2 separate regions of the Homo sapiens genome follow, and region 2 is linked to region 1. Evidence: chromatin loops called from intact Hi-C (ENCODE). Cell type or tissue: CD14-positive monocyte. All regions are shown on one strand. Links, peaks and the distances in the headings refer to the core of each region. The heading gives the core; the rest is flanking DNA.

Region 1 (2,921 bases), core at 314-2,813:
ACATCCCAAATCTTAAAGGTAGGATTTCCACAAAACAAACAATTCAGAAGTTAATGCCTCATAGCAACTAAGAATTAAGACTTGATTTTTTGGTGTAGTTTTTTTCAAAGTACTATATGTCAAATTTTCTAAAAGTATCTGTGTGTGCAACAAAATGTTGCAAGTCAAAACCACTTGGATTTTATTTTCTATCCTTGCACTATTAAAAAGAATTGGGGCACATCGGCTGGGCGCAGTGGCTCACGCCTGTAATCCCAGCACTTTGGGAGGCCGAGGCGGGCGGATCACGAGGTCAGGAGATCGACACCATCCTGGCTAACACGGTGAAACCCCGTCTCTACTGAAAATACAAAAAATTAGCCGGGCGTGGTGGCGGGCGCCTGTAGTCCCAGCCACTCGGGAGGCTGAGGCGGGAGAATGGCGTGAACCCAGGAGGCGGAGCTTGCAGTGAGCGGAGATCCGGCCACTGCACTCCAGCCTGGGCAACAGAGCGAGACTCCGTCTCAAAAAAAAAAAAAAAAAGAATTGGGCCACATTACCTATCAATTTTATTTCTTTTTTTCCCCAAAATGCAGATAATAATTACAAAAGATTAAATGATAAAGTACAGAACATAGTACCTGGCACATGGTAGGTGTTCAATAAATGTTTCCTTCCTTTTTCATTGTCATTGATGGTCCATTACAAAATATATATTAAAGGAAAAGATGCTGAAAGCCTGGTAGATTTGGGTACTTCTATGTCAAAGATACCATTCATGCCCTTTTATAAGTGATTCAAAAAATTAACATATGCCTCAACTTCTACCTTGCAGTGAACTCCCGAAAGGTGGCAACAAATCCTTTTAGAGTTTCTTAGAACAGAGAAAATCCAACTGTGATGCTACAGAATATTGGCTCCTCTGTTGTGTTCTTGGATTTCCTCTCAACAGTTGCTTGCTGTGGTTTCTTAGGTTACAGGTACAATTAGTGAACTAAGGATTTAAGGTATGAGGCTTATTATTATTATTGGCTTTAATGTAACTATGGCTTATGCCTTATTATTTCTGGACTTCAGTCATCACTGTCATTATCAGATCTGCTGATCATCAGTCATTTCAGGGCCAAAAATAACAAAAGCACCAGAAACTGAAATACTGAGGACAATATAATCAACTCTGTTATTCAGGGACTCATTATTTCAATTTAGAATTTGTTCAATTCCGATTCAGAATTTGTTAGAATTTCCCAACTGGATGTGCATTCGAGCGTAACTTTGTTGTGTGAGTAGCAAAATACTTTGCAAAGCAAAATAATGAACAAGATTGCAGGAGGAATTTTCAACCCGCTAAAGAAAACAGTAGGATGAGAACATTGAGAACTCATAGAGGTTTCCATTTACTTAAAGAATTAGAAGCATGCATGTATACACTAAGATATCACGATATATTTGGCTGATCCATTTTCTTCTCTGTCTCCTTCATTAGACTTGGCTTTTTTGAGAATAGGAACAAAGTTCCTGTAAGAGTAGGTTTTTGTACATGTTAGCTAAATTAGTAGGTCCTTTAGTGCTGCGTGGATGGCTTAGGTGTTAATCATATTCATGAGTCTTTACCAAACACTCTCTCTCTCACACACACACACACACACACGCATGCAGGTGCAAAATTCTGTCACTAGGATCCACTGAGCTGGAGTTAGGATTGCAAGAGGTTGTTGGGGATAATTATGCCTATAAAAGATAAAAGTGGGGAAGAAGCAGGATTGTGTAGGAAAAGTCTCAGACCATGATGTGGATCTGAGAATGTCTTGATGACCCTCTGGAAAGTTCTGGAACAAAGATTACTCATTAGAAAAGCCCCACATTAGGCAAAAACGGCCAGGCCCTAGTATCCCTACCATGCTTAGTCATTGGCTGGGGGATGCCCAAGAAGAGCATGACCTCAGCTCAATAGCTAACAAATGGAGGCTATCGGCTAACTGCACTGCTTGCAGCTGAGCAGCAACTTCTTTCTTAAAGGAAGATCTGAGTGATGCACCTCTGTGGTTGCCACAAGTCCCAAGATAATGAACCTCCCTCATAACACAAATTCAGATATGAGGTGATTGACTCTAACTGCCACTTCCAAAAACATCTGCCCACCTCTTCTCTGAGGAAGCATGAACAGAAAGTCTTAGGTGGACAAAAGACAGAGAGCTGTATTACGCTGAGAGTCCCCAGGGTCTGAAAACTTGGTTGACAATAAGAGAATCAGCCAATTGGAGGATTCTGTGTATTGCTACTGTTGAAACCCAGCCAGGGCCAGATGTAGTGGCTCAAGCCTGTAATCCCAGCACTTTGGGAGGCCGAGGCAGAAGGATTGCTTGAGCCCAGGAGTTCAAGACCAGTCTTTGCAACATAGCGAGACCTCTACAAATAATTTTTAAAATTAGCCAGACGTGGTGATACACACCTGTGTCCCCAGCTACTTGGAAGGCTGAGGTGGGTAGATTGCTTTAGCCTGGGTGGTCAAGGCTGCGGTGAGCCATGATCACACTGTACTCCAGCCTGGATGACAGAACAAGACCTCATGTCAAAAAAAAAAAAAAAAAAAAAAAAAAAAAAGAAAGAAAGAAGAAAGGAAAGGAGAAAAGGAAAAAGAAAGGAAATCCAGCCAGCCACAGTTCCCAGAATCATTTTCATGAATATTTAAAGTAGAGAGGACGGTCACTAATAGGAAGTGCTAAACCACAGCCAGGGGAGGGATGGCACCAACTGACTCCCCTCCCAAGTCTTACCCAGCCAGCTGCTCAGGTTTTTCCTGGTTGGTTCAGTAATCTCATAATATCCAGGCCCCACATTTCTTTTTTTTCTTTCTTTCTTTTTTTTCTTTGAGACAGGGCCTCTGTCACCCAGACTGGAGTGCAGTGGGGCAATTATGGCTCCCTGGGTGATCCTCGCAC
Region 2 (2,921 bases), core at 298-2,797, 72 kb after region 1:
TTTTTTCTGATCAAAGTCATGCCTTGTACAAAATTTAGAAAATATAAAACGGTAGAAGAAATGAAAGCAGCAAGTAAAAGTTACCCTTAATTCCTTAAGGGTAATTTAAGCAAATAAATTAAAGGTGACTGTCTTAGGTTGTGTGATTAGGGAAGGCCTCTCCAGGAGGTGAATGTCCTCATTCATACCGTAAACAATGAGCTTGTGATGATTAGGAACAGGTTGTTCCAGGAAGAAGGAACAGCAAGTGCAAAGGCCCTAAGGTGGGAATTAGCATAGCGTGTCTGAGGAACAGAAAGAAGTGGCAGTATGTTTGGAGCCTAGCAAGTAGAAGGGATGTGGAAGTAGGTCAGGTCAGAGAGACGAGCAGGTGCCAGATCAGGTAGAGCCTGGGGGATCCTGGTAAGGATTGGATTTTATTCCAAGGGCACTGGAAAGCCAAGGAAGGGTTTTCCATAGGACAATGACATGAAAAGATTTACTTTCTAAAAGTTGATCTTTTGCCTGCTGTGTGGAGAGGTGACTCAGGTGAGCAAGAGGGAGACCAGTATGGATGAGGAGAGTGGCCTGTGGTTTGAACTTGTTGGTGGCAAAGGAGGAGAGAAATAAAGGGATTTGGGATATATATGAAGGCAGAGCTGACTGGATATAATGAATTGGTTGTGAGAGGTGATGGAGAGAAAGAAGTCTACAATGAATCCTAGGGTTTTGCCCTGAGCGCCTGCCTGGGTGAATGTGCTATAGGGTTGAATGAACTAGAATGTGTCTAACCAATCTTTTGTGGAACATTTGGGTTATTTGCATACTTTGCTGATTAAGAATGCCCTTGGAAGAGCACATGCATGGGCTAGCTCCTTCCTTTTATCTTGTTGCACTCCTGACAGCAAGATGGGTCACCAGCAGCTGTACTGGAGCCACTGCTGAAAATTCAGCCAGGGTTCTCGCTCTTGTCGCGTCTGTTCAAACCGGCACTGTCTGATCCAGAAATGTGGCCTCAATACGTGCTGCCAGTGTTTCCGTCAGTACGCGAACGATATCAGTTTTATTAAGTTGGACTAAATGATCCTCCTTCAAAGGATTATCCAAGGCATCTACCCAATACAAAACCACGATAGTTCTTTGTACATAAAATAAACATTCAAACAAAGAACGCTCTTACAAATGTCATTGTGTACAAATCACTGGACAGATATACTTTCTCTGGGATAGGTTTCTAGGAATGAAACTACTGGCCAAAATAGAACTTAAATCATAGGGAGAATTTTTTTTTTTTTTTAAGACGTAGTCTTGCTCTTGTCATCCAGGCTGGAGTGCAGTGGCGCTATTTTGGCTCACTGCAACCTCTGCCTCCCAGGTTCAAGCAATTCTCCTGACTCAGCTTCCCAAGTAGCTGGGATTACAGGCGCCCACCACCATGCCCAGCTAATTTTTGTATTTTTAATAGAGACGGGGTTTCACCATGTTGGCCAGGCTGGTCTCGAACTCCTGACCTAGGTGATCCACCTGCCTCGGCCTCCCAAAGTGCTGGGATTACAGGTGTGAGCCACCACACCCGGCCGACATAGGGAGCGTTTTAAACGTAGCTTACAAATATTCACTCAAGTTCTTGGTAGTTTATAGGTGCTACTTTATTTGTGTACTTTTTGGCTTAATAAATGTTTCATTTAGGCCAGGAGTTCGAGACCAGCCTGGCCAACATGGCAAAATTCTGGCTCTACTAAAAATACAAAAATTAGCTGGGCTTGGTGGCGTGTGCCTATAGTCCCAGCTACTTAAGAGGCTGAGGCAGGACAATCGCTTGAATCCAGGAGGCAGAGGTTGCAGTGAGCTGAGATTGCGCCACTGTACTCCATCCTGGACGGCAGAGCAAGACTCTGTCTCAGAAAGTAAATAAAAAAATGAAAAATATTTTATTTAGGTATGGATATATGTAGCATACATATAAACTGATTTTCTGATTATAGAAATAATATGTATAAGTTAGCAAAAGTTTATAAAGATGAAAACAATCACTTGTAATTTACCAACTGGAAGGAAAAGTCACTGCTAATACTTTTTTTTTTTTTTTAGATGGAGTTTTGCTTTAGATGGAGTCTAGCCTTGCTCTGTCGCCTAGGCTAGAGTGCAGTGGCGTGTTCTCGGCTCTTGGCTCGCTGCAACCTCCACCTCCCGGGTTCAAGTGATTCTCCTGCCTCAGCCTCCCAAGTAGCTGGGATTATAGGCACTTGCCACCATGCCTGGCTTAATTTTTTGTATTTTTAGTAGAGACGGTTTCACCGTATTGGCCAGGCTGGTCTCGAACTCCTGACCTCAAGTGATCTGCCCGCCTTGGCTTCCCAAAGTGCTGGGATTACAGGCATGAGCCACCTTCCACACACACACACATAGATTTTGAGTTACATTATTATTGCATTGTATTATAGTATTACTGTTTTGAAAATTGCTTTAACAATGTGTCATCTAGTATTTTCCAATTTTGTTAAATACTGTTTTTTAATGTGAGTTAAGTACTCATGTATAATTCCAATATTCAAATATAATTTGTTATTCCATTTTTACTTTTGAAAAGGTAAAAAGGTACATGCAGATAGTAAAATTTTCAAATAATACACTAGGAATAGAGTGGAAAGTTTCATGCCTATCCCTGACTCTTGGTTCCCCAGTTTCTCTCCACAGGGGTATCTGCTTTTAACTTTTTTTGGATGTGTATCCAAAGATTTTGTCATATATCTATAGCATTTATGTGTGTATAGCAGTGCCTCTTTTTTTTAATGTACACATTTGTTCTTTGTATTGCACTTAAGAAAAACTTAGCAGTAAAGCTTAGATAGTGGTTTCCATCAGCATGTATCAGTTTACTTTATTCTTTTAAAAAGATATCTGCATTATTTTTTATTGTACAGATATATCATAGTTTATTT

What was found. Hi-C counts contacts between places; a loop is a spot of excess contacts. Peaks named below come from ENCODE experiments on the same cell type or tissue, not always from the same donor. Only the 100,000 strongest peaks of a DNase experiment are listed, where the experiment ranks them.
Region 2: it touches region 1 in a loop (2.2-fold over the local background); 9 of 110 quality-filtered maps call a loop at or near these places.

What each region holds. Positions count from the first base shown.
Region 1 is chr1:65,081,547-65,084,467 of GRCh38, forward strand. No RefSeq gene overlaps it. Among named protein-coding and RNA genes, the nearest start is that of MIR101-1, 24 kb to the left of the region's middle. In CD14-positive monocyte, for the core only: no CTCF peak of the experiment used is centred there; DNase peaks (open chromatin) are centred at 1,875 and 2,715; H3K4me3 peaks cover 436 bases; H3K27ac peaks cover 696 bases.
Region 2 is chr1:65,153,592-65,156,512 of GRCh38, forward strand. All of the region lies in intron 1 of AK4 (adenylate kinase 4), which reads left to right. It also overlaps the pseudogene RPS29P7. Among named protein-coding and RNA genes, the nearest start is that of AK4, 6.8 kb to the left of the region's middle. RefSeq lists an enhancer at 1-434. In CD14-positive monocyte, for the core only: no CTCF peak of the experiment used is centred there; no DNase peak of the experiment used is centred there.